Linked DNA regions of Homo sapiens: region 2 is linked to region 1. A link is a loop called in an ENCODE intact Hi-C map of the cell type or tissue named here. Cell type or tissue: Caco-2. All regions are shown on one strand. Each heading gives the region's core, and the rest is flanking DNA. Links, peaks and the distances in the headings are about the cores only.

Region 1 (16,338 bases), core at 3,143-11,142:
TCCAGGACCCTCACCGACTGCCTACAGCCACTGAAGGGTAGAAGGGACCCGAACTTGGTCGAAGAGGAGGAAGCTGCTCTTCCCCAAAGCGCACATTTTCAGGACAGCATTTTTAGAGGCGCTGTGTTGCATGAGAACTGTGGAGAGTGTGAGGAGGGGAGGCCAGCCAGGCAGGGGCCACAGAGAGCAGGGGTCAATCCATGGACGTCTTTAGGGTCTCTGCCCATCTTGGTCCTCAGGAACAGCCCCAGTTGCTCCCCATGAAGTGCATCTATGGCATTGGGGCCCCCCGGAGCACCAAGGTTGGGGCTGACAGTGGGGTCGGCAGAGCGCCATGAGCTGGGACAGGAGGCGTCCCCTCTCCTTCCAGCCAATGCACTGGGCTGGACCCCCAGGTTTACAGAAAAGTGGGGCAGACCCTGGAGAACTGCTTTGTCATGAGATGGGGTGCTCACCCCCACCAGGCATAGCGTTCCTCCTTGCCCCTGGTAGTGCAAGGACCAGGCCATACCCATCGCAGTGTGGAAGCTGAGTCCATGCAGTGTCCGGTGGCGAGTGCTGTGCCCACTGGGAGGCTCGCCGAAAGCCATCCAAGAGGTCTGGGCTCCTCTGAGGCTGACTCGAGGGGGCTGCCCAGACAGAAAATCCTGGCCTTGCGATTTCAATCTCAGACCAACCCACCTGTGAACACTGCCTTCTCATGTGGACGTGGGGAATGAGGAGGAGACACGGCAAGCTTGGGACCAAAGGAAAAAGAGGCTGACCTTGAAGCCTCCTCCAGTGAGGGACAAAAAGTCACGGCCTCAGCTGGCAGAAGGTGCTTGATAAACCACAGGCTCCTGCCCCCAGCACTCTGGCCCCAGGGACACTCAGACGTGATAGAGTCCAGACACATCCCTGAGAGCCACACCACACACCTCGCGCCCCTGTTGTCCCATAAGAAGAGCCCCTCCCGGCAGACAAAACCCTCTCATGTGTGACTCAACCACGCCATAAGAGAGGCTCAGGTGAGGAGGTTTAACCGAGAGGCCAGTCGGGCAGAGTCCTGGGGGAAGCCAGCAGCATCTGGCTGGGCCTTCTCCTGGCTGTCCCTGCCCCTCGGCCCCCAACTGAGACAGAGGGAGGCTGGGAGCCTGGTCCCCCACCCTGGCCTTTTGGTGCAATCTTATCAGGAATGCGTGTGCCCTGTTTTTCCTCAGACACTCCACAGGAATGTGTCGAAACGCACAGCAACATGGCGTCCCCAGGGCTGGTGACACAGCCCCTCTGGCAACCTGGCTTCTGCGGCAGCTGGTGACGCCGTCTGCCCTGGGCCTCCATCCTGAGCAATATCACAGCGTCAGTTCACTGTCCCTCCCTGGAGGGACCTCCCCCACATGAAACCCTGCTCCAGAAGCATGGGTGGTCTCAGCCTGCATTCCCCAGGGAGAATGAGGTCTCTCCTTCTCCGTCCTGGGCTCCCTGCAGCCAGAGGGGTGATCAAGCGGCAGGAGAAGCCAGGAATGACCCCAAGGACACAGTCGGGTGACCGGTTATCACCCTGGACACAGGAGGCATCCACACAGAGACGGGTGGACGCAGAGCCAGGCCCCCCAGGATCCTCATCCCTTCTCTTCCTCCTGTGGTCACTGGGGACGTGACCCAGGGACAGGCCCTTCCCCAGGAAGGCTAAGCACGAAGTCCCACCCTTCTTGCGATCGAGGCCAGCAACATTGGTGTTCATGATGTCAGCCAAGGATGGAAGCTCCAAATCGCTCACTGCCCAGACTTGTGAAAACTAAATGGCTGCCCTTTTCCTTGGAACCTCTTTTCTGAAAGCACACAGGAATCTTCAGTTTTCCGCGGAGACCTGGAAGGAACTGAAAACCCAGGTTTAGTACAAGGAGAGCGTTAGAGATCTTACTAAATATTTAAGGAGGCTAAGAGTACAGCAGGCATTCTGTCTAAAAATCACAGGCTACAAAAGGAATCAGCGACCTTTGGTCCCAGTGACCCAATCAACGCTGAATCGCAGAGTCGTGTTGAGGGAGTTACAGACTGATGGTTTCTCCAGGACAGGCTGCATCAGAACGTAGAATACCAGTGTGACCGACCCAATGCACTCCTGTTCTTTTGAATTAAAAAATGACAAAATCCAAGTTGCTGTTCAAATCAGTAGGAAACCCAGCTGCTAAGGTTTATGGCAGTTGGGCCTGCTTGGAAGTCACAGTTCATGTCAATGCAAACTCATGGATACAGTGCAGGCTGGCCAGATTAAATAAAAGTTTTCCATTCCACTTCTATTCTGCAGTCTCATGCAGCCAACACTTTTCCTTGTTTAGTGTGGAAATGTTAGGTGCTCAGACCTGAGGCACTACAGTCACACTACAATCTACAGTCATACTATCATCTTCAGTCACACTACCATCTACAGTCGCACTGCCATCTACAGCCACACTGCCACCTACAACCACACTGTCATTTACACCCACTGCCACCTAAGTCACACTACCATCTACAGCTACACTGCCATCTTCAGTCTCACTGCCATCTACAGCCACACTGCCATCTACAGCCACACTGCCACCTACAGCCACACTGCCATCTACAGCTGCACTGCCATCTACAGCCACACTGCCACCTACAGCCACACTGCCATCTACGGCCACACTGTCATTTACACCCACTGCCACCTAAGTCACACTACCATCTACAGCTACACTGCCATCTTCAGTCTCACTACCATCTACAGTCGCACTGCCATCTACAGCCACACTGCCACCTACAGCCAACTGCCATCTGCAGCCACACTGCCATCTACAGCCACACTGCCATCTACAGCCACACTGTCATTTACACCCACTGCCACCTAAGTCACATTACCATCTACAGCTACACTACCATCTTCAGTCTCACTGCCATCTACAGCCACACTGCCACCTATGGTTGCACTGCCACCCACAGCCACACTGCCGTCTACGGCCACACTGCCATCTACAGCCACATTGCCACCCACGGCCACACTGCCACCCACGGCCACACTGCTGTCTACAGCCGCACTGCCATCTACAGTCGCACTGCCACCTACAGTCGCACTGCCACCCACGGCCACACTGCCACCCACGGCCACACTGCCATCTACAGCCACACTGCCATCTACGGTCACACTGCCACCTACGGTTGTACTGCCACCCACGGCCACACTGCCACCCACGGCCACACTGCCATCTACAGCCACACTGCCATCTACAGCCACACTGCCATCTACGGCCACGCTGCCATCTACAGCCACGCTGCCACCTACAGCCACACTGCCACCTACGGTTGCACTGCCACCCACAGCCACACTGCCGTCTACGGCCGCACTGCTGTCTACAGCCGCACTGCTGTCTACAGCCGCACTGCCATCTATAGTCGCACTACCACCTACAGTCGAACAGCCATCTACAGCCACACTGCCATCTACAGTCGCACTGCCACTTACAGCCGCACTGCCATCTACAGTGGCGCTAACATCTACATTCACGCGGCCATCTACAGTCACACTACCATCTACAGCCGCGCTGCCACCTACAGCTGCACTGCCATCGTTATCACGTGGGGAGGGACTGCAAGGCCACCCAGTGCTCTCCCACCACACTTCACATTTTCCTTCCTTCACATGCCTCGTTCTTGCATGAATGAAGTTTTCACACTGCATCTCTACTTCAAGAGAAACAAAGAAAAACAGTCTCACTAAACAAAATCACCAACTTCCCTGGCTGAGAGCTCAGAGCACTTAGGATCTAAATAGAAGACTGTTCCATGGTTGCTGTTCAACAGTGACATGTACCTGACACTACCCTACTTCGGGAGGTCAGGGTCCAAGGTAAACCAGAGAGGAATCTAATTAAGACTTGTTAATCAGTGAATAATCAATTATTGAAAATTAACCATTACATTCGTAGGAGAGTCTGGCTAGCAGTTCCCTAGGTGTGATGGCATGCTTTGACGGCAGCCTCCAGTACTGAAGACCTTGATCCCTGGTGATGGAATCCCATTACAGTGAATGTCCCTCCAGCCCACACTACAGGGTAGGAGAACAAAATGAACAAAAAATCTAGATAAATCAGAATTGTTTCAGACTTTTCAGGAGAAAAAAAATCCAAGAATCCCAGAGACAGATTCCAGTTGAATTGGAAAATAGCAGGGCAGTCTCTCTTCTTATCCATCTGTCCCTCATTTACTCATGTTTGCACTCAGGAAACCCCCATGAAACAGCTTGCAGGTATCGAGGCTACAGAAACGAAGGTGCATAACACAGAGGACTTGCTCTCCAGAAGGGCACCGTCTGAGGGCTATGGGGAGATGGATGAGGAAGAAGATATTTGCAAAACTAAACAAAAAAGAAGGGCTAATAGTCACTGAACACTACATTTTTCTCCCAGCTCTGTCCTAAGGATTTTACTTAGAATATTTCATTTAGGCCGGGCGTGGTGGTTCACACCTATAATCCCAGTACTTTGGGAGGCTGAGGCAGGTGGATCACCAGGTCAGGAGATCAAGACCATCCTGGTTAACACAGTGAAACTCCGGCTCTACTAAAAATACAAAATATTAGCCAGGTGTGGTGGCACACGCCTGTAGTCCCAGCTATTCAGGAGGCTAAGGCATGAGAATCGCTTGAACCCAGGAGGCGGAGGTTGTAGTAAGCTGAGATTGTACCACTGCAATCCAGCCTGGGCGACAGAGCGAGACTCTGTCTCAAAAAAAAAGGAACATTTCATTTAACCCCAATAAGGTGGGTAGTATCATTGGACCCATTGTACAGTAGGAAAAAGGGACAGAAGGTGTGGGAGCTGGACCAAGGCCTCAGATCTAGTGGTTGGTGGAGATAAATTCAAGTCCAGGGCAGCCTGGATCCAGTACCTATGTCCTTGTCCTACACTCTCCTGTCTATAGAAAGGGTGTTTTCCATTTATTTGCTCACTTACGGGTGGTTTGTTGAGCTCTGGGTGGATAGGGATGCATATGTTATAATAGCCATGGTCCCTGTCCTCATTCTGCTTACAACTTTGATCAAAAAAGCTTCCAGAGATGAGGACATGCTGGAAAACGACCCAGTCAGCCTCCTTCCCTGGAATTCCCCTAAGACATTCCTGGGTTTCTCATCAAGCGTTTGCTGACCGTGTCTGCATTTAGCAGATTTCAGGTTTTGGAGAGATTTCCTGCCACTCACAGTTAGTTATCTATTTGAAGGCAACTGCAATTGGGGAAAAGTTCCTTTTTGTATGAAGGTGAAATTTCCCTACAATTTCTACTCGTTGGTTCTTGCTATCTCTGCCCACGAGGCCTCCATGGAAAAGATGTCTTCCTTCTTTTGTGCATAACTTTGGGAATATTTGGAAACATTTCTGAGGTTTCCCGTATACCCTTTCTCTAACTCCTCCAAGCTAAACCTCAGAAATGCCCTCTCCCTGTCATCCAAGAAGTGATATCAGAATCTTTATCATTGTGGCCAGACCCTGGGGGTGGACTTAAGGCTAGTAAAGTAAAAGGAGATCTAAGCGTGGCCCGTGCTGAGCTTCCGGGGATGGGCCACGCATGGCATGCATTCATTTGTGGACATTTCCCTGGGAACCTTACGTATTGGGTCCATGTGACATTCCCAGGGCTGCGGCTCACTACAGAGGGCTTGAACCTCATACTGACATTAAAGAAAGCTGAGTCCTGCCTTTGTATTCATCAGTGCTTTTTAATGATGGCAGAGCAGGCTATGGAGTCAGACTGCCTGAATTCAAAGCATACTGTGTAATCTTCAGCAACCTGCTCACTCTCCAAGCTGAGTTTATGCCTTTGTACGTGGGTTGGGAAATTAAAAGAGTTATGTATTAGTCCGTTTTCATGCTGCTGGTAAAGACATACCCGAGATTGGGTAATTTATAAAGAAAAGGAGGTTTAATGAACTCCCAGCTCCTCATGGCTGGGGAGGCCTCACAATCATGGTGGAAGGCAAGGGAAGAACAAAGGCACGTCTTACATGGTGGCCAGCAAAAAGAGAGATCTTGTGTAGGGGAACTCCTCCTTATAAAACCATCAGATCTCGTGAGACTTATTAACTGTCACGAGAACAGCACAGGAAAGACCCACCTCCATGATTCAATTACCTCCAACCAGGTCTCTCCCACAGCACATGGGAATTATGGGAGCTACAATTCAAGATAAGATTTGGGTGGGGACACAGCCAAACCATATCAAGTTCCATATATTTGTGGATGTGCATGTGTGTTTATATATACAGTATATAAATGTATATATGTGTAAAATACATACATATATAGCACTTATTAAGTGCTTGGTTCACAGTATGCACTCTGAAAACATTAGATATCATTATTATAGCACAAAATCATTCTAACTCAGTCGGCCAGACTCCAGACCTTGCTGCCTGTGCACTGTGCTCTGTGGCTTTGCTGCTTGGCCTCCACTGCTGCCTGACCATTTGATTCCATTGGGTTGGGTCAGCTCAGCTTTTCAGGTCATGCTGAAGTTTGATTTGTTATTCAAGTATTAACTCTGCCTCTAAGACTACATTTGAAAAGCATGTATTATTCATCTTTTTTCAAATATTGCATTTTCTCGATCTTGGATGTACTGTTTCATATTTTCATGTTTGTGGGGAGAAGGGTGCATCTCACATTACAACATGGGCAGTATTTTTTTTCCTGGAAAGTGATGATTAAGTCCTGGCTCTGTCTTACACCTGGTGATATCTTACAAGTGAGAAAATGCAGTGAGTTACAGTATTCACTGGGACATGTAAAGGTTCTAAATGACAACACTTCTCTACAGCAATGGTTCTCAAACTTGGTTCCACAGCAATAGTTCTCACATTGGAACCATCTGGTGACCAGCAGTAAAATAAAAAAACACTGGTGCCCAGGGCTCACCCCCAAGAGATTCCATGACTAGGAGCTGGGATGTTAAAAAGCTCCCCAGGTGATACGAAGGTGCACTTTGCACTAGACCCGAGCCAACTCTTCCCCCATCTTCCCCCTTAGCTTCCTTCAGAGCATATGTAAGGACCGTCAATAATTGCTGGCGTGATTAGCCGTGTCTGTGCCCCATCTCTTGAGGATAGGAGCATGCTGCGGCCAGTGTTTGGTGCATAGAAAGCACTCAGCATGCACTGCCTGGATGACCGTGTGGACTTCGGCCACTCACCAGCACTGTTTGCTGCTTTTTGCCTGTGTAAATGTGCGTGTTTACTGTTTCTGCTATGGCAGCGACTGCAGGACTGCAGGACTGTGAACTTTGCCCTCATTTTTCACCGGCTTTATCTCCGCGAGAAACAAGCAGAGGAAGCAGCTGGGAAAGGCTGGACGGGAAACCGGAGGCCACAGTCTCCTCCCAACACCACTGCTGAGTGAAGATGTTTAGGATGGCATCAAACCTGGGGACCTCATCTGCACAGGGGGGGTCCTATCCACCAGAGGATATATAAGCCCCCTTCCAATTCAAAATCCTTTCATCACGTAGACTCGACGGCATGGAGTTAGCACCCCATCACAGCTTTATGACAGACCCGGTTTTTTACTACTTTGTGGCCATATCTACACAAAATGAGATACATAAAATGCAGTTGTAGGCTCGGTGTGTCAGCTCACACCTGTAATCTTAGCGCCCTGGGAAGCCAAGGCAGGAGGATCTCTTGAGGCGAGGAGTTTAAGACCAGCCTGAACAACATGGCGAGACCCTGTCTCTACAGAAAAGTATGAAAAAATTAGTGGGGCATGGTGGTGGGCACCTGTAGTCCCAGCTACTTGGGAGGTCGGGGCAAGAGAATGGCTTAAGCCCAGGAGTTCAAGGTTACAGTGAACTGTGATCGTGCCACTGCATTCCAGCCTGGGCAACAGAGCAAGACCCTGTGTCTAAAAAAATTTTAAATAAAAAGTTAAACCAGGAGTATAGGTAACATGATCTTAGACAAAGGCCACTACCTCATCTCCAAAAGCCAGGCAGTGGCCCCAGGAAAGTGCCCTGGTCAAGTCCTCCCCTTCACAGGCAAGCCAGGCTGGTTTGGAACAAAAGGCAGAAGCTTTTCCTCCTATTTCTATTTTCCTATTTCTCCTGATCTTGACCCTGCCCAGGAATCCGAACTGCCAAGTAGACGCCCTCCATCCCTCCCATTTATTCTGTCATCCACCCACACCCTGGCTTTCTTGCAGCCAGAGAGCTTCTTCCTGCAAGCACCAGCTGTTGAGCAGGACTGTGACAAAGAGCAACAAAGAGCCACAAAGAGCAGGCTGCGGGCGGGACCATCGGGACCATCACAGAGGCATCAGCCCTGCCCCGGAGTGGCTGCAGATGCATCCCTGAGGGAGGGGGCTGGGGTGCAGGTGCTCCCTCCCGAACAGGGGGTTTGTTAGCTTCATCTGCAAGGCCCTGAAGCCAGGCTCTTTTCAAATCGTCATCATGTGTGCACCGTACACTCCCTTCTGACTCTGGGGGCCTGGGCGCCTGCTTAGTGCAGCCTTAAATTTTTTACGTACCAGTAAAAATACTGCATGTAAGATTCTGTTCCTAGGAGGATAAAGGGATGGCCAGAGCTGGCTAAGCGGAGTCTCGACGGACTAAAGGTATGGGAAAATGAAGACGTGGACCTACCACGTTCTCTTCTACCTGGAACTTAGGATTTGTAAATTGCATTTAGATGTCATTTGTCACATTGGTAGGCTGTGACTTAATACACTCACAAAGAGGATTTTTCCAAGTATTTAAACTGTGTAGATGCTGCAAAAAATCAGACTGAGGCAAAGCCCTGCAGCCAACCCCAGCAGCAAGAGGTGAGGACCCCCTGTCTGTCCTGGGCCCCACTCAGGCACTATCCTCATCTCTTAGAATAGTTTGTTACCTTTTCTTTCCTGAAGCCTCATCAAATGCAACTTTTTCTATGGCATTCAACGGACTTTAAAGCAAAGATTACAGAGAAATTCTTATGCAAGTCAGAAAATCTGCTTATTATGGGTTTGATAAACCAAATTGTGTTACCTGTTTATAGACATAGATTTCTATCAGCCAGACGTGTGCACAGCACAGCACAAACCATAGCCACCCCCGTCGAAGTCTCTTTCTGTGCATTTCCCAGCCACGCCCCCAGCTTGGGCCCCTGGGGTCACCTCCCACTCCGGCTAGAAAGAGAGAAGGAGACAGTGAATTCCTCGGAAGCCGCTCGCCCTGCACCCAAGCGGGACTTGCACCACAAGCAGCCCCAGGAAAAAACTCTCCATTTCTTTCTCGTGGAGGCTCCAGAAGAAAAGCTGCGCATTTACCCGGCGCATTCTAACCGCCTTTGAGGTTCCCTCCGGCAGCCATGGGAGCCGTGGTGGGGCAAAGCCTGGGCTGGGAGACGCTGCAAGGCTCTGGGGAGCAGTGAGGCGCCGCGCCAGCTCCTCCGTTCCCGTCATAGCCTCACACGGGCTTCGCTGGACACGTCCAGGACGCAGCGCCGGTGGGCACCAGGCGTTGAGCGCCTGCCCCGCGTCTGTGCTAAGACCTCCCTTTGCATTATTGCATTTATTCCAACGATGGGGTGAGGTAGGTATTCTTATTTCCATTGCCAGAGTGAAACACTGAGGCTCATCCAGGGGCCGGTGTGGAAATCAGGGCTCAGCCCTGGGCCCCTGCTGCTTGGAGCCGGTGCGGTGGCCACCGTGACCTCACGCTTTCCCTGCCAGTCGCTCTCCGCCGCATCCCGGCCTCCCGCCCCGCCCCCGGCCGCTTTCCAGGGACTGAAGCCCGAGTTGGTGCTGCGTGTCCCCGCGGGGATTATTTTCAAACAGCTCCTCCTGCCCTGGCTCCCACAGCGCGGCCCCAGGCAGCTGCACCACTTTCTCCTCTCACCAATTAAAGCCGAATCCAGGGCTCCTTAGCATATGAATTGAGGCGCATCGGAGCCCTCACTGCTGGGCCAGCCCCTCCCGGGCTCCTCCGGTTCCGGGAGGTCCACAGCCCAGCAGCAGCTGCCCCTGCACGTTGTCCCCTCCGTCCAGCATCCCGGGGCCGAGGAGACAGTGCCCCTGGCCGGGGGCTGCGCTGGCTTCAACTTCCCATGGGCAAAACGGGGTCCCGGGTCAGTGTTCACAGAGGGTCTCAAACCCTGCAGGACCCTGAAATTGTCTGGGATCCACACCAGTCGGAAGAAAAAAAGAATAGAAAACGCAGGGATTCACCTCCTCTGCAGGCACCCTCATGCCGAACACTAAACAGGATGATGTTGAAAAGGATTTGGAGATTTATGCAGGTCACGAGCTTGAGGAATTTTTCCATTGAATGCACCATGCCTTGGGTTTCCCGTTTCCCACTGAAAATCCCATGGCTGACACTTTTTTTATATCATTACCTTGGGAGATGAAGAAAAACTCATCTGTTAGGGCAGCTCTGTGAATGCAGATGCTTTGGGTTGTTTTGAATGAATGACTGAATGTTCTGAAATAAAGCAGGAAGGTGCCTGCGGGATAATGACTGGTTTCGCAACTCTTGGCCGGGAGTCTAGACCCCTCTGATAATCAATAGAAATGGATGTATATTAAATTTAGCAATAGAAAAAGTATAGATAGTTGAGTATGCTACATTATTTTCCTATAAATTAACCCGTTACCACAGTCTTTAATTATCTTCCCCTTGCGAGGCATAAAGAAGAGACTGCTTGAGGATGGAGGGTTTTTTGTGGTCTGAGGTCTGCAGACTGGCCAAGTATTCCAATATTAATTACCACCCATCCTGGCCGTAGGCTCACCCCGCTGACCTGAGCAGACCTGGTGAAGCAAGCCACAACTTCTGCTGGAAATTGCTCCACTCTTCCATTAAGTGAGGATTAGAAAGCCCTTTGTGAGAATTTTGCCCAGAGTCTAAGTTGAGCACTTTGTCACTTGCACGCTTCATTTTCCAGCATACCGTTCGCTCAGCTCAGTGTCTATCCAGGCACTGAAGGTTCGGATGCAAGCACTCTCCAGCGTAGGGGCTGACCAAGTGAAATGCACACTGAGCAACCGTGCAGCTCCAGGTCCTGGCGGCTCTTCACAACCAGACATTCTCCCTGGAGACCCTAAGCTCCTCTTCCTCTGTTGGGGGAGCACAAAATACCCTATAAGGGCTGCTTTGCTGCCTCTGGCACTTTCTTCATCAGGGGAGTTACATCCAGATGTAGCTGACAGGTCAGGGCCCCTTCTCCTCCACCATGTCTCAGGGTTATCTTTTCCAAATGGAGGAAGTCAAGGGTATGCAGGCGCTCCAGTTTCCCTGCCTTACCCTACATATCCATAACAGACTTCAACACGAGAACCAGCGTTTCGGATGTGTCTAGCAGAGTGCCAAAGTCAGGCTGGAGTGTGCCCTGAAAGTCAGGGCCTTCTGAGGGACACAGACACGGTTTGTCTCCAAGGGGGCTGTGTGTAAGGCAAATGCTGAGGCCTACAACCATGTGTTCTGAGACGGTGGCCATTACAGAAACAGGCAGTCCCCAGACAGAAGCACAAAGGGCAATCTCAAGGAATCAAGATCTGTAGGCAGGGACCCACACTGAACAATCTGGACAAAGCTAATGCAGAATGAACAGTACCGCCGCTACCCAGCGACAGTCGGGCTGATGTTCTAGGAGAACCACACGCTTCACACAGCAAGGGAGAAATTAGGCCGTATTTTAATCCCTTCCAGCTTCGTCCAGGAGGTGTTGTGATTTGAGTCACTCTCTTCCTCTAACTCCTAGCCCATCCGCAGTAATAAATAACTTTGCAGTGAATGGATGGTTTTCTTAGACCTGGGGGAACAATCCTAGTTTGATAAAGCAGCTCAGGAGCGTGAATGCTGAGGGGCCCGCCTATTAGCTGCCAAGCTCGGTAGCCAGGTCAGGCCCCACTGGAAGGGAAGGGGCAGTTGCCCAGGGTGCCTGAGGAGCAACCTGGCCCCTGTTCTCGGGTGGGAGAAGGAGCACCTGGCACTGACCAGCCCTGGAACTCCGCCTGCTCACTGGACATCACAGCACATGAGCGGGTGCTATGGATGGAATGTTTGAGTCCCCCAAAATTTGTATCTTGAAGCCCTATTTTCCAAGGTGCTGGTATTAGGAAGCGGGGCATTTAGGAGGTGATTAGGTCATGGGGGGCCTTGTGAATGGGATTAGTGCCCTGATAAGAACAGAGATGACCCATCTCTCAGCCATGTGAGGACACAGCAGAAGGTGCCATCCACACACCAGTCTGGAGCCCTCCCAGCCACGGAACTGCCTGGCACTTGGATGTGGGGGTTCCTGCGTCCCAGCCTCACAAGAACTGTGAGAAATCCATTTCTGTTGTTAAAACCACCCAGGCCATTGCATTTTTGTTACAGCAGCCTGAACTGACTAAAACAGCTTGAATAACAGAAATGGCAGGTTAAAAAAAAAAAATCACTGTTCCTGGGCTTGCTCTAGACTAAATAGTTGGGGGAACCTAGGGATTAGGGAAGAGTCTAGAGAAAAGCCGCAGTTCAACGCCTGCCCATCTCCTTGCTTCTAGTGAAGGGGCTCAAGGAATATGACGCTCTTATTTGGGAAGGAATTCTGGGTCATAGAAAAAAATGGGCGGGCCAGTCCAGGAAGCGTGGAGAGAAGACAGTGAAACTGCTCTGTCGAGAACTCAGGAAGTCCCCCAAGAGAGGACGGGGGAGGTGGGAGGTGTGGGGTAGGTGGAGTGAGCCCCAGGGAGGAAGACCACAGTGATCCTTGTGGCAGAAATCCAAACTGTGGGGGTAAAGGAACATGAAAGCAACAATTTCCCCTTATGTCCTGCCCGATGCTATATAGTTGCTTCACAGCAGCCTCTTCACACCAGCCTCTCATCTTCATACCTTCTCTGAGGGTCTTGCTCATGGTGGCTTTGTCAGGAGATGCTCTGGGGGAGGAGGAAGCAGAGCAAAGCCCACCAGTGACACAGAGTGAACCATAAAGGTGAAGACAGTCATGCCCAGAGAACCAGGGATGCAGAAGTTCATGGAAGCTGGAGTTTGGGGCAGGAAGCATCTGGAAAAACATGAGTCTCCTCTTTCCCCGCCCTCACCATCACCCCCAAAACATGGATATCCTCAGAAATATCTGGGAGGATCCTGGATTTCCCACATGCAAAGATAGGGGATCAGGTCCAGAAGGCACAGCTGTGCTCAGGGTGCCTGTGTTTTGTGAACTAACTCAACAACGGACAGCGCGAGATACACAGAGCCACACTGTGGCTGGGAGCCTGGCCGCCGTCTTCCTGATCCCTGGGGCCGATGGCCAGAAGGGCTTTCTTACCAGGTGCTTCCCAGGAGCCTGGGAGGAGGTGACGCTGAGCACAGACACCACATCCTGCAGCCGTCCTTGGTCCCGTCTCAGCAGGCATTCCCAACAGAGACCCCACCGAGAGCTGCTGGGAAGGCAAGGAGATGTGGGTCATCGTCATCAGCTAAATGGAGGGTGGCATTCTGCTTCTACCATCCAGCCAGTGCCACAGATCAAAGAGAAATAAGCTCGGCAATTTTCCTGCCATCATTTTGTTTTGAGATAAGGAAATTATCCACAATCCAATTATGAGGTGTAATGTCACATTCTTTTTTTTTTTTTTTTTGAGTCGGGGGGGACACGGTCTCACTCTCTTGCCCAGGCTGGAATGCAGTGGCACAATCTCAGTTCGCTGTCACCTTGACCTCCTGGGCTCAAGCAGTTCTCCCACCTTGGCCTCCAAAGTAGCTAGAACTAAGCAATCCATCCACCTTGGCCTCCCAAAGTGCTGGAATTACAGGCATGAGCCACTGCACCCAGCCCATAATGTTGCATTCTAATGTGATAACAAATTGAGTCAAAGTGTGTCCATTTCCTCCAAATTTGTTTGGAACAAAGAAAGTCTTTCATAACTTGGTCATATTAGATATTTGTAAAATACAGTTTTGATGAACACAACCCTTAGTGGCCCTTAACGGAAGTACTTGTGGCTGACAACAAACTCAACATCCCTGGGAATTTTGCTCAAAGAGTTGCCACAGTGCCAGGATGAGTTTAGGGGAATGCCATGCTGGCCACGCCTGCTCACCTCTGTCCATTCCACTGATAAAGGGCCAAGTCCAAAGGATTCCTGCCTTCTGTAGCTGAAATCTAAAAATGGAAACGCTCTGTGTGAGTCAGCATCAGATGTACAATTGGGATGTGTTCGCACAGCCGCTTCATTCCGGCCTGAGAACAAGAGCACTTTGTTTCCTGTTTGCTAAGGAGGTCAAGGTCCCCTGGCCGTCTGCGTGTGGGTTTCCCTGTCTCAGACAACTGTGCTGTGAAAGTTTCTTCAGTGCATGATACTGGCCCCCCTCCTGCCTCTGGACAGAAGCCTGTCATTATTGTCACCGGTGAGGAGACATTTGTCCCCCATCACGCATGAGGGACGGAGAAGAGAACTCCTGGCATTCCACAGGGGATGGAGGGATGGGGGTGCAGAGCCACCCGCTGGCCCTCAGCCCTGACTCCCAGCCTCTGAAAAACAACTCTACGACAAATCCTCCTTCTGAGCCTCCACTCAGTGTGCACATGAGTGGCTCCTGTCAGCGGGAGCTCCATGGGAAGCTTCTAAATACGGAAAAAGTGGAAATGGCATGTTGCCATGCAAATGTGGCCCCACTAGACGTTTGTCCCAAAATGGAGCATCCTAGAGTACCCATTCTTCATCTCTGCCTTGGGAAGATGTTCGCCCAAGCGCTTGCTTGATTTGCAGATAGAAACGTTGTCCCCACTCTTGTGTGCAGTTCAAAGACTTCACACTTGACAACTGAGAGTCCACCAAAGGGAGAAGTCGGACCAGCCCCCAGCCAAACACGGGAGAAAATAAGGACTTAGGAAAACCAGCACTGAGGCCTGGAGGCCTGGAGCTCCAAGGGGCAGGTCCCATGAGCATCCCGTTCCACGTGGTTTTCACCAGCTTAAGTCCCATCATTGGCACATTCCTTTCTGAAAAAAAAAAAAATCAATTTTCATGGCAGCTAAAGCACGATGCATAGTTCAGGATTCTGTGTCCATCCAATGCTAGCTGCAGATCCAAGCCCGAGTCCCCTCCCTTCGGTGTTGAACATCCACACTGCGCTGGAATGTGGTCAGCAGCGTTCACAGTTGTATCTTTAAATGAATCTTGTTTCTGGCACTCAGGAGTTCATGTCCAGGAGGGCTCTGATGGGAGTCAACTCCATCTAGGAAAAGTAGAAACACCTGAAACATAGTACTTTGCAAATTTTAAAAAGAAAAGACATACCTGTATTAATCCATTCTTGTGTTGCTATAAAGAAATACCTGAGACTGGGTAATTTATAGAGAAAAAAGGTTTGATTAGCTCATGGTTCTGCAGGCTGTACAGGATGCATGACTGGGGAGGTCTCAGGAAACTTATAATCATGGTGGAAGGCAAAGGGGAAGCAGGCACATCTTCGCATGGTGGAGCAGGAAGAAGAGAGGGAGTGAAGGGGGAGGTGCTACACACTTTCAAATAACCAAATCTCCTGACTCACTATCACGAGAACAGCAAGGGGGGGAATCTGCCCCCATGATCCAATCACCTCCCTGCAGGTCTCTCCTCCAATATTGGGGATTACAATTCAACATGAGATTTGGGTGGGGACACAGAGTCAAACCATATCAACACCGTTTACCCGACCGTAGCCAGATTGCAGCAGAGTCCAGACCCACCGCGGTGTTTGTTCAACCTCAGGCCTTGCCACTGCCTCTGCCTGCTCCACCCTGGGGTGCTTGCCAGATAACAGGCAAAGGCAATGAGCACGGAGCCTGGAGGAGGGTCCCCGGGGAGTTCCCCTCAGCCACACCTCAAATAAACCCCACAGAAACCACCACCGTCTGGTTCTACCCACCTGGAATGTTTTCCTGCTCTTCTGTTTTTTGGCCCTGTCGAAACCTATCCCCGAAGCTCAGTCCAGGTGCAGTTTCCCAGGAAGACAGAGGAGGGACACTTACCTGCCAGGGGAGGGATCGCCTGAGCACACCTGCTCCCAGCTGCCCCGCATGGCCTCCTCCTCTCTGTGGTGACTTGTCAGTTAGCCATAGACTGCCCGCACGCAGCAGTGCTTCCATTGTGGTCCTGAGAAATGGTCTCTTTTCACTATTTAACTTCTTTAATGCTCTGTATCTTGTGTCTAAAATGGTATCTTGTGTTTTAAGCTTCTGGAGGACACAGCCCATGCTTCCCGAATCTTCCTGTCTTCCCCACTTCCTAGGGTGCACCTAGCACATATGGGAAGTTCAAGAATTCTACAGGCTTCATTTTTCTGTTTTTTTTTTTTTCTGTCACTGAAATATATTCCCCAAGGGGCACACTTTCCAGG
Region 2 (16,338 bases), core at 3,687-11,686, 120 kb after region 1:
TCCGTATAAGAGGAGCCACCAGAGAGCTTGCTGTCTCGGCACACAAGCATAGAGGGACAGGGGCTGCTGGGCAAGTCTGGAAGCCTCAAAATGCAATCTGCCTGCTGCCCCCTGGATCTCGGACTTCCGGCCTCCAGAACTGTGAGGAATCAATGTATGTGGTTTAAGCTGAAACTACCCAGTCCACAGACAGCAACCCAGGCAGAATAATACAATAGCAATGTCAACACCACACAAAACTCTCCTGTCTCCTTGTAGATGAAGCAGCTCCAACCCACAGGCTCCAGTCTCACTCAAGGCTCACCAGAGATGCAAGCCTCACCCTCCCCATCCACCCCTGCATGCCACCATCCACCCCCATGCCCCCATCCACCCCTGCACACTATCCACTATCTACCTCTGCACTAAACCAGCCACCCTTACACCACCCCCCACCCCTACCCCCACCCCCATCATCCATCCCCACAATACACCATCCATTCCTGCCATTCACCCTTGCATGCCACCATCACCACCGCACTCAGCCATCCACCCCTGCACTCAACCATCCACCCTTACCCCTCACCGTCCACCCCATACCCCGTCATCCACCCCTGCACTCAACCATCCACCCCTGCTCCCCACCATCCACCCCACCCCTCACCATCCACCCCATCCTCAGCCACCCAATACTACCCCTCACCATCCTCCCCAACCCCACCATCCAATCCTACCCCTCATCATCCATCTCCCCACCATCCACCCATACCCCTCACCATCCACCCATACCCCTCACCATCCACCCATACCCCTCACCATCCACCCCATCTCAATCACCCAATACTACCCCTCACCATCCTCCCCTACCCCCCACCATCCTCCCCTACCCCCCATAATCCACACCTACCCCTCACCATCTGCCCCTACCCCCCACCACCCACCCTACTCTCTCTTACTCAGGACATCCACCCCGCTTCAGGCATCTGCCCAAAGCCCATGCATCCACCAACCTGCCTGAGAGAGCAAAGGACCCTCCACCTAAATTCTTATCTGCTCTTCAAGGGTTTCCATCCATTCCACTCACCCTCCGAGTTATCGCCATTGCAGTGGGTGAGACATTTCACTTGAGGGAATGAAGGGTTTTTTTGGTCCCCTCTCCCTTAAAAAAATTTCAGGGAGTTGAACGATGAAAAGCTGCCCTTCCCTTAAGACACACACACATTGGCCCAGCATAGTGTGCTAGGCAGTACCCTAGCATGCAGCAGGCAAATACAGGGCACCTGGGTCCACCTGAACTTCAATCAACCACAGATAATTTCTTAACTTATACTAGATTGAGATAACACTATATACAACCCTACTCTACTACCATGTATTAGATTATGCCAAAAAATAATCCATGGTCATTGTAAATGCACACTTACCTGGCACACTGTATTTTACTTGCTCTATCTGGCAACTCCTTCCATAAGGGAAGTCTGAAGTGAGCAGTCGAGCTGGGAGAGCAGAGTCATGCGGGGCAGGGGAATGATGGGGTCCCACAGCCGTGCCCATCAGCCCGTTGACCACATCTGCATGGCACAGGGAGAAGGAGGGGAGGACAGGTGGGTCCCGGCACGGCCACCCCTTCATCAGCCCATCAACCACAGCCTTCACGGCACTCATCCCATGAGCTGTCACCCAGCACCCACCAGGAACTGAACAAGAAGGACATGGCTGTGTCCTCAGGGAACTTAGGGAGGACAGTTATCTCCCCCACAACACAGTTCAATCAAATGTACCACGGGGCAGGTGTTAGTCTAATATTAACCAGTGCTGGGAACACTGCGTGATCTTAGTTCCTTCTTGAAAAGTTTGTTTTCAAAAAGCTGAAGGAAAATACATCACAGTGATACAGAAGTTGAACCAGCTCTGGCCCTGAGCACCAGGGCACCAAGCAGGTGATGGGGCGGCCCCAGTACAGGCAACAGCACGTGGGGTCTGGGGGCAGCCGGGGATCCAAGCTTAGCCTGGGCAGCATGTGAGGTGAGTGGCCAGCAGCACACCCCAGCGTCACCTGGAGCCTTGGTAAGTGAAGCTGCCAGAAAAAGCATGGATTAAGCAAGAGTTTATTTTGCCTGGGGTCATCATTTTAGCAACATAAACTTACGTCATTAATTTGCATTGGCATCTGACCATTTTGTGAAATGTGGAGTTTCTGAGGGCGGCAAGGCACCTAGAGTCCAGCAGCTTCCTGTGCTGCCCACTCTGGCAGAGACCCCAGGCAGAGAAGAAGGCGGCAGAGAGGTAGACTAGCTGATGAAATTTCTGATTTTGTAACTCAAGCCTTCTTTCTCATTAATTTTTTTCACTTCTCCCTTTTTATGGAAATAGAACATACATACAGAAAGTACACTTAAAGTATCAGCTTGATGAATTTTCACAGCCTGCACTCAGCCTCATCAGCAGAGCCAGATGAACAACCTGAACACACAGCAGCCCTGAACCCTCTGCGGGCCACTCCCAGGCACCAAGCTCTGGCACCCTCACTTCTGAAGGCAGAGAGTGATGTGCCTGTGTTTTTGCACTTTATACGAATATATTTTGTCTTACATCTTAATTGCATATGTTATTTATCCCCAAGTTCCCTGAGGACAGAACCATGTCCTTCTTGTTCCTTCCTGATCAGTTCCTGGCGGGTGCGGGGTGGCGGCTCTTGGGATGAGTGCACGCTTGGTAGTGAAGGGGTGGCTGCGCCTGGACCAATCCGCTCTCTCTCTCAACCTCCCTGTGCTTGACAGGCTGCGGGCATGGCTGTGGGACACCATCAATGATTACTCTCCCTTTAACCCTTTCAGAATCAGCAACACAAGCAGTGCTTTAAACCCAAAAGGTCCCTTAGCACCAGGTCATAGAGATTTTGCAAAAGCCGTGGGATACGGAGCTGGTACAAGTGGAGTCTCTCTTATTCGAAATGCCTGGTACCAGAAGTGTTTTGAGTGTTTTATTGTTTCGTATTTTGGAATATTTGCGTATACATAATGAGACATCTTGGAGATGCTACCCAAGTTGAAACACAAAATAAATTCATGCTTTATATACACATAGCCTGAGGTAATTTTATACAATATTTTTAATAGTTTGTAAATGTAATGAAATTTTGGTTACATTGTGACTGCAACCTGTCACATGAGGTGATATGGTTTGGCTGTGTCCCCACCCAAATCTCAACTTGAATTGTATCTCCCAGAATTCCCACATGTTGTGGGAGGGACCAAGGGGGAGGTGATTGAATCACGGGGGCCGGTCTTTCCTGTGCTGTTCTCCTAATAGTGAATAAGTCTCATGAGATTTGATGGCTTTATCAGGGGTTTCTGCTTTTGCTTCTTCCTCATTTTCCTCTTGCTGCCACCATGTAAGAAGTGCCTTTTGCCTCCCGCCATGATTCTGAGGCCTCCCCGGCCATGTGGAACTGTAAGTCCAACTAAACCTCTGTTTCTTCCCAGTTTTGGGTATGTTTTTATCAGCAGCATGGAAACAGATTAATACATGAGGTCAGGTGTGGAATGTTTCACTTGTGGCATGAGGTTAGTGCTCTAAACATTGTAGATGTCAGGGCATTTGGGATTCCAGGTTTTTGAATTAGGGAGGGTCAGCCCGTATGGCAAAAAGCCAGGTGCAGCAGCCTCCAGTCTGCAGGCCTGAATATTGGGCTGCTAATGCAGGAGAAGGCAAGATTGATCTGATGTCAAATATTGAAGCTGAAATGTGTCAGTGCCCATGTGGATCAATGTTTCATGTGAGGACAATGCTGACATTTTTCTAACCAGCTGGATCATTTTAAACCATTGTGCTGAAAAAAAGACAATCAAAGAATTATGATTTTTTTTAAAAATCTCCCTAGCCTGTAAAGTTTAACACTGAAACACAGTCCTTAAGAATATCTTCTTCTAAGTGTGGTGTACAAAGTCCATTTCTGCAGTGGTTTGAGGCTGATGTGCTTCTACAAGATGGTGTTGTGGTCTGGCCTAGCTATGCAGATCCTTTTGTTTCTGTTTCTGGAAATATGTCAGGCATGTTGCCCTGTTGGTGTAATTTCCTTTAATTCATCCTCGGTCACCGTTTTCCAGGGCCTCTGGGCATGGGCGTTGATAACCTACGCCTGGTAACACCAACGTCTGTGAGCCCAGCCTGACAATGATTCTACCACCTGTCGATGGAGCAGGTTTCAGTGTAAACAAGCGTGTGAATAACTGCTGAAATATTGACGCTTTATTGCCTCCACGGAGGCCACAGTTTCCTTTATTTTATGATGGTACTTGAAATAATGTTTGATAAGAACCTGCCCAAAAGTCCTCCTCACATGGAGCATCTTAGAGTTTCAAAAGAAAATTGTTGAGGTTTCTGTTCAAATTCCAGAAGATCCAACTAGAGCCTGGGAGTCATCATCATGCTTCTGGTGGATTTTCTCCTGCTCACATCACAGAGTGTGATTCTGAGACCCCTCTAGCTGTCCCAGTCCCCTATGCCCAAATTAATTCATTCACTTCAGTGCTTCGAAAACTGTCTTTAATTCTCACAAGCCCCAAGTTGATGCATTCTTCTGAAATCCTTGCTTGATGACACTAAGTATCCATTCCCTGCCATTCTCTGTCACCACACGCTTTATATTTTTTCATTGCACATAGTAAAATATGTAATTTTATATTTGCTTTTCATTTTACTTTCCATCTCCTTCACCAATATGGAAGCTCCAGGAAGGGAGAGGCGATGGACTTTCTTCCCCTGTTGTTTTGCTACCATCACGCACACAACGCCTGAATTATAGTCGCTGCTCAATAAACATCTGTTAATGAATAGATGGTAGTGGCACAGGGGCCCGGCGCAGGTGAAAACCTCCCTGTATTCCTCTTTAGCTCAGCACTCAGGGCACATTCCTTCCTGTGCACAGTGGAAGGTAACTCTGCTGAGCCCTCTGTCACCGTAGCCTCTGCAGAGGTCCGGGCACACGGCCACCTCAGAGCCCTCCTGCAAGCGTAGCAGCCTCGCACGCCACCTGGAGAATGTGCACATGTGTGGGACTGGCCCTGGTTCCCACCACACTGGGAGGTGGCCTTTGCAGAGAGTTGTCATATAACAGCCCTGCCAAGGGGAGGGTGGGACGTCTTGGTTTCACATGGATAAGGTTCTTTAAGGCAGGCTCCCTACAACACTTAGCAAATAAATAGTGTTTATTCGTGTGCTCATCCAAACATTTGTTGCCCAATGCAAATTCACTAGAATCATAGTGTCAAACAGCTGGATGATCGCTCATCATCACACACAGGCTTGAGGAGTCCCAGAGCTAACGTCAGCAAGATGATGGATGGACAGATGAGAGATAGATAAATAGATAATAGGTTAATAGAGACAGATAGATGGTAGATAATGATGATAATGAACTTAGGTATAGATAGACAGTAGATGTGGATAGGTAGGTAGTTAGTAGGTAGATAGATAACAGGTTAATAGAGATAGATAATAGATAGATAGATAATTAATAGATAGAGATAGATGAGAGATAGAGATGACCCTGGCTTTATCATTTATTAATATCATTTCGACAAGGCAGAGACCCCAGCCCATGGAGAAGCTGTTGGTGGTGTGGCTGAGGTATGCAAATGTTTATGCACACGTGTGTTTTTGAGGGGGAAGAGAGGAAGGAAATGGGGGAGAGGAAAGAAGAAAAACAATGGGACAAAGCACCCAGGGCCGCCATTCACGGGTCCATGTGTTAAATAGGTGGTTATTTGAATAGTTGCTGCTGAAAGCTTCTGCTACCTTCCCCAGGTCAGGAATGAAACACACAGGCCCTGGTGGTGGCTCTGGTTTTTTCTGGAATTGTTCTACTGGAAACTGCTCTCTGTGAATTGACGGCTAATGAGACAAGCATCCGGAGCGAATGAGGGGCAGTGCCCTCCTCCCGCGTCCCCCTCGTGGGCTCCTCCCAGGCCGAGGAAGCTCGCTGCCCAGGCTTGGACAGACCCCCGAACAAAGGGAGCCGACAGCTCCACAACACTCAGCCCATGGGGACTGCAGCAGGTGAGTCTCCACCCAGCCTCCCTCCTTTGGACCAACACGAACTCCGGAGACGTCTGGGTGCAGCTGCCTCAGGCCCTGCTGTCTTCAACGGGGACTGAGGTTGCAGTTTAGCTGGCTTTCCTGTTCCTGCTTCCCCGGGTCCCCCTCAAAGAAGCCGCCTGCACCCCGTGCCACCTCACTCTGGCATAGCCCTACTTCTCCAAACCACCAGGCCTGCCCTCCCTTGTCCACGCAGATCTGACAATCTCCACAGTGCTGTGCAGACTTCAGCTCCAAGAAGTTGCAAGTGATGGAGATAAAATCCCTTCCTGAGAGAGTCATGAACCGTGGCCTGTTTGAGGTCAAAAGAAGAAATGAGAACAAAGCCAAGCCAAGGCTTCGGAGTGAGCCCTGAGACACCTCTCAGCTGGCCGGGTGGCCAGAGATCCACCCTGCAGGAGCCGCCCCGAGGCAGGTGGGCCACATCTCCCAACAAGCGGCACACAAGAAGGCCCCTCGCAAGAGGAGGCATCTGTGGTCTTCCCAGAGCAAAGGCAGCAGCCCCGGGAGCCCAGCCAGTCACTGGCCACCTGCACGCCTCTACACAGCAGACCTGGCCAGGCGGGCAGTGCCCCTGGCCCCTTGCGAATAGAACGTTGTGGAACAGGCGGAACCTGGGCAGCTGTCCTGCACTCTGGCCAGCCAGTCCGTGGATGCTCCTGCCAGGCAGGACTGAGCCACTGCCAGTCTGGCCGGTGCCAGCCTTTTCTCAGATCCAGCCACGCCCTCTCTGGATACGGTCTGGACACCGGCAGACCAAGCAGGCAGTTGCCTCCCTGGCTGGCTCTGACCTCCTGCAGCACAAGGAGAGGATGCACTGCACTGCCAGGCCTCTGGGCACCGAGGGCCGCTGCTCCGCCGTTTCTTTCTGCTACCGCTAATTCAAAACAGGGCAGGGAGCAGCTAGGCAGCAGCTGGGAGAGCTGCGGGCTCCTCCACCCGGTTGCTGGTGGGCTCCATCCGGCCGCACCGCCCGCACCTGCTCACCTCCAGCTGCCTCGGCCCCAGCGGCACGGACGGACTCAACGGCGACCACCGCGGCAGCTCCCCGGGGACTCCTCGCAGGTCAGCTGAGCTTTGCTTTCAGTCGGCGTGCACGGTTCCCAAACGTCGGTGGTGATTTTTGTAAGTGAGGTGGGGGTCACCACAGGAAGAGAGGGGAGGCAAACCTCCCTTCCCGCTGTGTCCCGCCTTTCCTCCTGGCGGTTGCGTTTCCACGTGTCCTGCCTGCTGCCCGCCCCAGCCCACACTGAGCAGGAAGGTGGGGCGTGGCGGGGAGGGGAGTGGAACTGAGGGAAGCAGAGAGGGTGGTGCCATTGCCCCCGGCCTAGCTTCTGTTTGATCATTAGTTTCAATTCAAGAAAACGTTCTTTTGAGGGAATTTTAAAAATGAATCACGTGCACCTCTTAAGAAAACCGAGTGTCACAATCGTTGTTACCACGCAGGTGAGAGGAGAGGAGGGAGGACGGGAAAGGGAAGGGGCATGAGAAAGGCGGATGGGACTGAGCTTCTACGGCTCCCTGGCCGCGGCGCACGCGCTGGCCCTCCCCGTCCACAGCAGCAGCGGCATCCTCCCCACCCTACAGCGAGGAGGTGGACGTTGCCCCGAGGGGAGGAGCGTGTCAGGGTGGCTTCCAGGTGCAGGTTCTCGCGCAGGCCTCAGCCTTCATAGGTGCATTCCGCTCTAGAACATTCCTGTTCATGCGTGGTCGTCGCTCACTGGTGGCCGCTTAGGTGCACTTCTCAATGGCAGTGCCCAGCACGGAGCAATGCCTCGGAGTGGCAGTTTCTTCAGTACGGTCCCCACGGCCTCTCCCAAGGCGGAGGATGCTGCCGCCAAGGAAACTGGCTCACCACGGACGCTGGTGAGCTATGGAGCTATCAGTGAGGTGTGGATTTCTCAGGCCTCTGGCGGGAGCCGGAGTAAAGGCCCTGAGTGTCTAGACCAGCCAGAGTGTCTGCGTGTAGGTCAGCAAATGTGGGCAAATGTCTAGGCGGTGGTGTCCTGCAGGGAGCCGAAGGCCCGTGGGGGACGTGACCAACTCAGCATTCCGCTGGAGGCTACAAACAGCAAACTGTTTATCATGAATGCAGGATGTGGGCAAACTCACACTGCCCTGCCACCAAAAGGTTTGCTAACAGACATCACTCCCTAGCTCCGGGCTCCTTAAAGTTATCTGCCTAAAAAATCTAGTGCCTATTGTCCAAAAAATGCAAGACTACTGTGAACCAAACGGCAGACTGACAATCACCCCCCTCCCCCAGCTTTCTCGCTATCTCTTTTTGCCTAATAAATACGGAGGGCTGTGTAAAGCTCAGGGCCCTTGTCCACTAAAGGCAAGGTGCCCCTAACCCCTTCTTCCAAATATACTCTGTTGTCTCTTGTCTTTTATTCCCGTGTTGCCCGCCTTTGTTCAGTCCAGTAGGTCCCCAACAATGTCCTGAGGGTATGAATCCTGAAAGACTACTCTCCATGAAGCAGGTATTTACCAGGTTAGTGCATGTTTCCTGGGTATTAAGGGAAAACAGTAAAATGTTCTGTACGGGGGTCCCGGTTCTGTGTCGCACGAGAAGAGTGTGTGTCTTTTTACTTTTTTAATATGGCTCAATAAAATTTTAAATCACATATGTGACTCTCATTGTATTTCTATTACACAATATGCTTTTTACCATGTCAAAATATCGGGTGGTTTCAATCAAATTGGTTAGTTAGCACCGTGTTCAAGAAAAACTCTTCTTTTAGGAAGGTACTAAAAGGTTCGTTGGTTGGGTTTTTTTAATGGAATTATATAACGTGTTATCACTAATTTGGATGCAGAATAGGAGTCTGGGGGTTGGCTGTAATGGCCTCTGAGGTCTTCTAAGCCTTATAGCTCTGTGATATTAAACTTGGTAAAAAGATGCCAAGAGATTCCTAGATGACAAGCCAGAAAGTATTCGCAGCCCATAAAGTAGAGACAACTCAGCCGCTGTGAAGAGATAAACATCTCCACCGCCACGTTCGTAGTCTCCTCCTCAAGGCCTCAGTTTTGGGTCTGGTGATCTGGCTCTAGTCCCCCACTCCAGGTGGGAGCTTCGCAGGCATGGGCTAGTTACTCGAGTTCCGGGTGCCTGCGTGACCCATTTGTAACATGGAAATAGCAAAAGTCCCTCCCCAATGCTATCAAAGGGTAGTGACGCGAGACAGGAGAAGTGTGAAGACGCTTTATAAAACTCAGAGTGCTAAATACTGGGGCTTTTCCCCCTCTACGTAGAAAGTTATAGAAGAAGGTGGCATTGACTAAGAAACAAATAATCACATTAATGAATAAGGCAGGAAAGATTTCTGAGATTAAATAACATTTTCATAGATTGATTTTTTAATTCCATATTTATCATCAAAGTCAAGCAGAACCCAAAACTGATCCTTGCGGTTCCGAAAGCGGCCTTCTGTGGCATGGAGTTGCTGAGCGGAGTCTAGTTCTGCGTGTGTATCCTGCTGGGTTGCACCTGTTTAATCTTTGCCTTTCTTTTGCCCAAAGAGTCAGCGTGTGAATTTGTTTATGAGGAGAACGACTCAAATTAATAACGAGGTGTTTTTGGTTTTTTTTTTTTTAATCTTTGGAATGTGCCACATCAAGTTCTGCTCCATTTCCTGGTGATTCAGATTCTAATGACGACCTTCACTCTCCCAGAATGTCCTCCTGTGACTGGCAGCAGGCCCTCTTCGCCATCCACAGGAGCGGGCGCTGCTCCAGGCACACAGCCAAGGGGGATCAACCCTGGGGAGGGGGCCGCAGTGCACCTCCGCCTGGCGTCTTTCTCCCCTCATGGGTCCACACTCCCTGACACCATCTGGCTTCCCTCCTGACAGCCCAATGCAGCAGACAGATGGCAGCGTTTACAGTTTCCACAGTGATGAGCAAGCCAGGGGCCTCCAGCCAGTGCAGTGTGACCCAGGCGCGCCCTCAGAGCCTGGCGTGGCCGGACTCTGGCTTCTCGGTTGCCCCTGGGTTGTCCCCGGACTGACATCTCTGGGTCTCTTCCTCTGCTTCATTTGGGAATCCTTTGTTGTTCAGTGACCAGGGAAATTGAGAAAATAAGCAGTGTGCTGACGTCATGGAAACAGTATATAGCAACTAAAATACACCAGCTTTCCTGTTTTTCCAGGCTCATATTCTACCAGATCAACCAATCCATGGCTTTGAGTATCAGCTGCCCACAGCGCGCTTAGCACCATGCGAGGGGCCACGAGGAAGGAGGGAGGCAGGTGTGGTCACCATCCTTTAAAAATTCAGATGTGAGACCAGGAAACACACCTAGCAGAAACAATAGGAGTAAAACTGTAGAAAGGAAAACAATGCCAGCATGAAGTTTTCAAGAAAAGCCTCCTTAGAAGAGAGAGGACTCTCGTCTTTCCCCCCTCACTGGGAGTGCCTAATGCCTAGTGTCAGGGCAGGGCTCTGAGCTGTAATTATCTTTCCTTACACCTACTAGTCCACAGAGGAAAATTAAAAGGCAAAACTGTTACGATCAACCGGGCGCGGTGGCTCATGCCTGTAATCCCAGCACTTTGGGAGGCCGAGACGGGTGGATCACTTGAGGTCAGGAGTTCAAGACTAACCTGGCCAACAGGGTAAAACCCCGTCTCTACTAAAAATACAAAAATTAGCCGAATGTGATGGTGCATGCCTGTAACCCCAGCTACTCAGGAGGCTGAGGCATGAGAATTGTTTGAGCCTGGGAGGTGGAGGTTGCAGTGAGCCAAGATCGTACCACTGCACTCCAGCCTGGGTGACAGAGAGAGACTCTGTCTCAAAAAAACAAAAACAAAAACCCTGTTAATATTGGGCCCATTCGCCACAAGAACAGTTAAATTATTTAGCAACAAACCAAAGCAACTTTAAAGTTATTTCAGTTGGCAAGAACGCTAGCAACCTGGGTTGCCAGAATTCGTTCACCTGGGTTCACAGGTGCAAACTATGAGCCATTCTAGTTCATTTCCTAAAAAAAAGAAAAACTTAAAAAAAGAAGAGCACAGGATAGCTTAGGAAATCACAGGGTTCCAGCCGTGAAGCTGGACAGAAGCTCCTGGGCACCGAGGCGGCAGCCACACAGAACACACCAGCTCGGCTCTGATGCCACCAGCTCCAGCCACACGCACATGGCCAGTTGCATCCTACAAGTGTGCACTGCCACACCTCCAGCAAATATTTCATTATCCTAACCATATTCTCACACTTTATTTGGTTGGCAATATTGGAGACTAAACTGCTTCTTATAATTTATCTTTCTAAATAATGGAAGTTGACTCCTTTAAAACTTTTAAACCATTTTAGATGGCCTGTAATATATGAAACCTTTTTTTACATTCTTTAACAAATAGCAATATAATGTGTGTGTGCGATTCAGTGTGAGTGTTAAGAAAGTAAATTTTGGAGCAATTATATCATTGGGTCCATTGAATTCTAGAAGGATTTTTGAACCCACATTAAATGTTCTCAGGCTTTAATTACTTTAACTTTCATATTTCTTCTTATAGTTTTTCTTCTTCTCCTCCTCCTTCTTCCTCTTCTTCTTCACACTTCCTGCTGTATTTTCCGACAAATCTTAGGATAAGAAATGGGTTGGCTAAGTAATTAGAAAAAGTTAAAAAAAAATACCTTTCAGAACAGAGAAAACAATAAAGAGGTGAGAGAAAATATCAAAAGAGTGATGACTTGTTGCTGATGTTATAGACCCTCCAGGCTCAGAGTTTTTCTGACCCCAAACGCTTGTCCTTGTCCCTGTCCTGCCCTTTCCCTCTCCTCTGACCTTCCCCAGCACCATCAACACATATGTTTCCATCACCTGCAGTCTTCAGTCCAGCTGCCTTCCCTCTCCTTCCTCTACCAACAAGCTTCCCAGTAAACACCTTACACTCTCCCTTTCTACTTCCTCACTCTTCATTCACACATTTAAAAGCTGAAATTTCACTCCCCAACCCCACCAGGAAAGAAATAAAATTTGCCAAACACCACTCCAGTGGAGAAACTGCCCTTGCTGAAGGTATTCACACAGCTTCCTAAGTGATAAATCTGGTGCATACAATTCCCATCTCAACGCCTTTGACCTTTCTTCCACATTTGGTACAAGTGACTACCCTCCTTCTTGAAACTGCGTTTCTCTCAATTCCACAAAAATTCTCCTTTCTGGATTTCTTCCTATATCTCTTATGACAGATTCTTTGCCACGCTCTTTTATGGCTTTCTCTTCTTCTGCCTGCTCCTTAAGTGTTGGGATTTCCCCAAAAATTAATCTACAATCTTCTTCCAACTCCATACTAACTGAGAAGTGTTACTAACGCGCCAGGAGCCCTATCCTGGTGCTGTGGTTTGGATGTGTCCACTGAAGTTCATGTTTTGACAACTTAATCCCCAATGCAACCATGCTAAGAGGTGGGACCTTTGAGAGGTGATTAGGTCATGAGGGCTCTGCTTCATAAATGGATTACTGTCGTCATTACATCTGGGCAGTGGGCTCCTGATAAGTGAATGGGTTCAGCCGCCATCCCCCTCCTTTGCATTTCCACCTTCCACCACCCACCATGGGATGTCAGAGCACAAGGGCCCTTGCCAGATGCTGGCAACTTGATATTGGACTTGTCAGCCTCCAGAACTGTGAGAAATACATTTCTGTTCATTGTAGATTACCCAGTCTGTGGAATTCTGTCATATTAGCATGAAATGGACTAAGACATCTGTTGAGAGGTTATGGTTTTGTCCATCTAATTTGTCACCTTTACCTCTCTCTTTGCAAATACAATTCTCCTTGTGGTCAGGCCGGAGCCAGCCCTCTGTTGTGAAGAATCAGTGGGGAGACAGGCCTGAAAAGGTAGAAGTACCTGGGAAAGGGAAGGGCACTGGAAATGTTCCTGAAGACACCAGCCTCTGGGCCTATGGAGGGTGGGGGAGGTGGATGGGGATGCTCCCCTGGGGTGCTGACATCTTCGCATTGTTCAAGGGGCACAGAGAAGCAGTCGGGTATTTGTGGAGTCTCTCTTTGTCCAGGGCTCAGCCTCTTTGGTGGTGGTAGCAAGAGCTTAATGGTTCTACCTGCATCCCTGAACTGTACTTTCATGTATCTACCTGCCTGGTAGACATTCTCCCCAAAACCCCTGCAAGCAAATTGAACCTGCTGTATTCCAACAGCACCCACTGTCTCCTCACCTTCAAAAATGCTCTGATTCTGTCTTTCTGATCTTTGTGAATGACATTACCCATGACCTAGTGGCCAAGGCTGGGACCCCATAAGGTCTTGTCTCCTCCTATTCTCTGTCCTCTTATTCTTCACATCCTATTGGCAGACAAGTGTGAATCAGCCAGGGTCCTGGCAGGACAAGGTGGCCCACTTAGAGGGTTTAACTGAAAAGAGTTTTATGAAGGGACTATTTACATGAGTGTGGGCGGGCTGAGGGAACACAAAAGAGAAGACAAAGTGTTGAAATTTGTTCATAGAACATGTCCGGATAGGCAATCTAGAGACAGAAGGCAGACTGGTGACAGCCTGGGGTAGAGGGGTTGGGGGACATGGGGAGTGGCCACTGAGGGGTATGGGTTCACTGGTTCATTTGGGGATGACACTGCAGAATGTTCTAGAATGGACCATGGTGATGGCTGCACAACTCTGTGAATGTGCCAGACACCAATGAATGGCACGGTGTAAACCAGTGAACTGCATGTACATGAATTACATCTCAATAAAACTGTGAGAGTTGTTTACAGGGAAGAGGAGGAGGCAATGGGAGCATTCAGACTGAGCAGTAATAGGGACTGAGGAGCCAGCAGCCTGTGGGCCTGGAGGCAGAGGGGAGAGACCAGTGGTTCTGAAACCTGGAGCCACCTGCCTGAGGGTTACCCAGGCAGAGAAGAACAAAGTCACAGCCAGACCCAGAAAGCTAGTGAGTAAACAGGAAGAAAGACCCCATGCTCCCTCCCCTAGCCCCCAGGCTCTGGCCCAGACCATACTTCTGAATCAGAGGAAAGGCGGGTTCCTGGCTTTGGCAGAGCCAGCAGAGGAGAGCAGCCATTCCCCAGCCCTGTTGGCTCAGAAACTGCACATGGCCATCTCCCTGTCTCTACCATCACCACCTTCTCAAGATCCCCGTGAAATCCTGTCTCCAGTCTCTCAGCAATCCACATCTCCTCACACTGGGGCAACTGGGGTGCTAGGGTGGGGGGCACTTGCTCATCAACAGGTCAGTCCCCACAGGCTGTTCCCAAGAGGAAATGCTGACCCAGGGTGGCCAGGTGTCCCAGATTGTAGATACAATTAAAAATAATAATAAAAGACGTGGCCTGTCAATGCAGACCACGAAGCAAAAGCATTTCTACAGCCTGAGGGTTGCCCATTGGCCACCTCTGCCCAGTGAGAGAGCCGGGGCGCAGGAATGCAGGGCTCCCAGACCCACTGCCATCTGCGTCATAACGGGGGTCCTCTTGGGTAAGCATTGTGCTGGGGGAGAGAAGGACATGGAGGACCCCAAACACAAAGCTCCCACCTCCCGGCAGGACATAGCTTCTGACCGCTGACCTGTGTTCCTTTAGGCTGGTAGCAAGAATCTTCAGAGCTTTGTCCCAACCGTTTGCTTTCCTCTTTTTTTTTCTCGAACCCAGAACCAGTCGCCTCTTGTTGGGCTTTGTGGGGTGGCAGATACACACCCGGCTTGTCCTCAGCCCCGACTCTTCTCTCAGGCTCTTGCCGTGCACAGTGTCCACGCAGCCCCTTCGCTGGCTGTTGTCACTGTCTCCATCACAAGTAGAATGAGGATGCTGGGCCTTGCAGGGCTGTGCCGAGGGCGGTAGCTTCTCCACGAAGGGCCCACCTGTGGGCCAACAGACCTCAGCGTGTGGCTGTCGTGATGTCCACACCTGTGGCACCTGTCCTCTCAGTCCCACATGTGGCAGCCCTGAGGTGTCCTTGCCCTGCCCCATGCAGGGGGGCCCTGTACCCCACTCCTTGTGCACGCCATGGGTTGATCTTCCCTGGGCCCACCTGCAGTCCAGCCTGGTGCCAAAAAGAACATCAGTCAAAGGAGGGCAGAAGGAGAGAGAATGTCCTGGAAACATCCTTGCGACCCGCACCCCATCACCTGCTGCAGCAGAGCCTCGCGTGAGGCGAGGAAGGCCACGCGGGCAGGAGGCGGGTGGAAAAGCAGCCTCAGTGCCAGGCACACCAGGCCTCACACACATCACCAGGAGCCATGTTAACATCTCTGTTCCACAGGTAAGGAAATGGCCACGAGGCTCGGAAAACAGCAAGGTCACCCACCCCTGTCAAACTTCAAGAAAGTGCGGTCTTAAGACTGCCTGTCCCCCAGAGCTCGCCACTCCAGGAGCCCGAAGTCTTAGGAAGTCAGCAGCACTCACACAGCAGTCAGGACAGGCGCCTGACTCAGTCACCTGCTGCCACCAGGCCCGGCTCAGGTACAGTGGCCAAGACAGTGCACCCAACTACCAGGCGTCTGGAACACATAAAACAAGCTGAAGTTTTGGGTTCCTAGTATTTATTCCCCAACAATAAAACACAAGCATCTTCAATGTGGAAAGGTTAGCGACAAGCGGTTTAGATTGGGAAATTTGCCACAGACAAGAAGGAAACTTGAATCTTCTTTTTTCCAACAAACTGAAGACGACATGCAAGGACATATCTTCTGGGAGGAGAGCTTGAAAATAAAAGCCTCCAGAAACATTTCATAAAGACATTTTTCAGAGAAAGTAAACATCAAGGAGAATGGGGTGGTTTGGATTCTTTCCTTAAACAGAAGTTAAAATAAAATGTTTTGACAAAGAAGAAGTGCTATTTTGATCTCCCTGTGAAATTTTTACAAGAAGCTCTGGTAGGAGTTTTTAAACACAGTAAACTCTTGTTTGGTGGCAATGTTACTGTGTGTGATTGATATTTCATATTGGCAGACGGCCAGCAGGTGAGGAGGAGGAGGTAAAAGTTAGGAGGATTCTGCTCTTTATTCCATTAGGAACTAGAAACAGAAGAAACTACTCCAGTGCTACTGAATCTCCAAGCAGAATTTACTACTGAAAAGGTACGCATCATCACTGATACAGTGTCAGAGTTCTACAACACGGCTAGCCTGAAGAGCCAATTTTTATCTCTCAGTGAGATTGATTTTCCATTTTTCTTGTCATACTCTATTCACAGTCTACTCTCCTACTTCCCATAAACTACAATAAGAAAACACAGTAAGTTAGAATCATTGAGCATTCTTTAGTCTTTTTTCTTAT

What was found. Peaks named below come from ENCODE experiments on the same cell type or tissue, not always from the same donor. Only the 100,000 strongest peaks of a DNase experiment are listed, where the experiment ranks them.
Region 2: it touches region 1 in a loop (7-fold over the local background); 2 of 110 quality-filtered maps call a loop at or near these places.

What each region holds. Positions count from the first base shown.
Region 1 is chr6:167,669,051-167,685,388 of GRCh38, forward strand. It overlaps LINC02538 (long intergenic non-protein coding RNA 2538), which reads right to left and starts at 10,173. Exons shown (of 3, transcript NR_117091.1): 1 at 9,862-10,173; 2 at 9,010-9,149; 3 at 1-1,859. It overlaps LOC124901465 (a long non-coding RNA gene), which reads left to right and starts at 9,182. Exons shown (of 2, transcript XR_007059883.1): 1 at 9,182-9,555. LINC02487 (long intergenic non-protein coding RNA 2487) reads right to left here. Exons shown (of 7, transcript NR_117092.2): 4 at 14,670-15,195; 5 at 14,058-14,119; 6 at 13,283-13,397; 7 at 11,641-12,887. RefSeq lists enhancers at 3,131-3,630, 16,205-16,338. In Caco-2, for the core only: no CTCF peak of the experiment used is centred there; DNase peaks (open chromatin) are centred at 7,251, 9,121 and 9,721; H3K4me3 peaks cover 1,248 bases.
Region 2 is chr6:167,789,544-167,805,881 of GRCh38, forward strand. LINC01558 (long intergenic non-protein coding RNA 1558) reads right to left here and starts at 7,316. Exons shown (of 4, transcript NR_026773.1): 1 at 7,066-7,316; 2 at 1,404-1,550. LOC441179 (a long non-coding RNA gene) reads left to right here and starts at 5,986. Exons shown (of 1, transcript NR_149041.1): 1 at 5,986-8,705. RefSeq lists an enhancer at 9,415-9,948. In Caco-2, for the core only: no CTCF peak of the experiment used is centred there; DNase peaks (open chromatin) are centred at 7,338 and 7,698; H3K4me3 peaks cover 2,324 bases.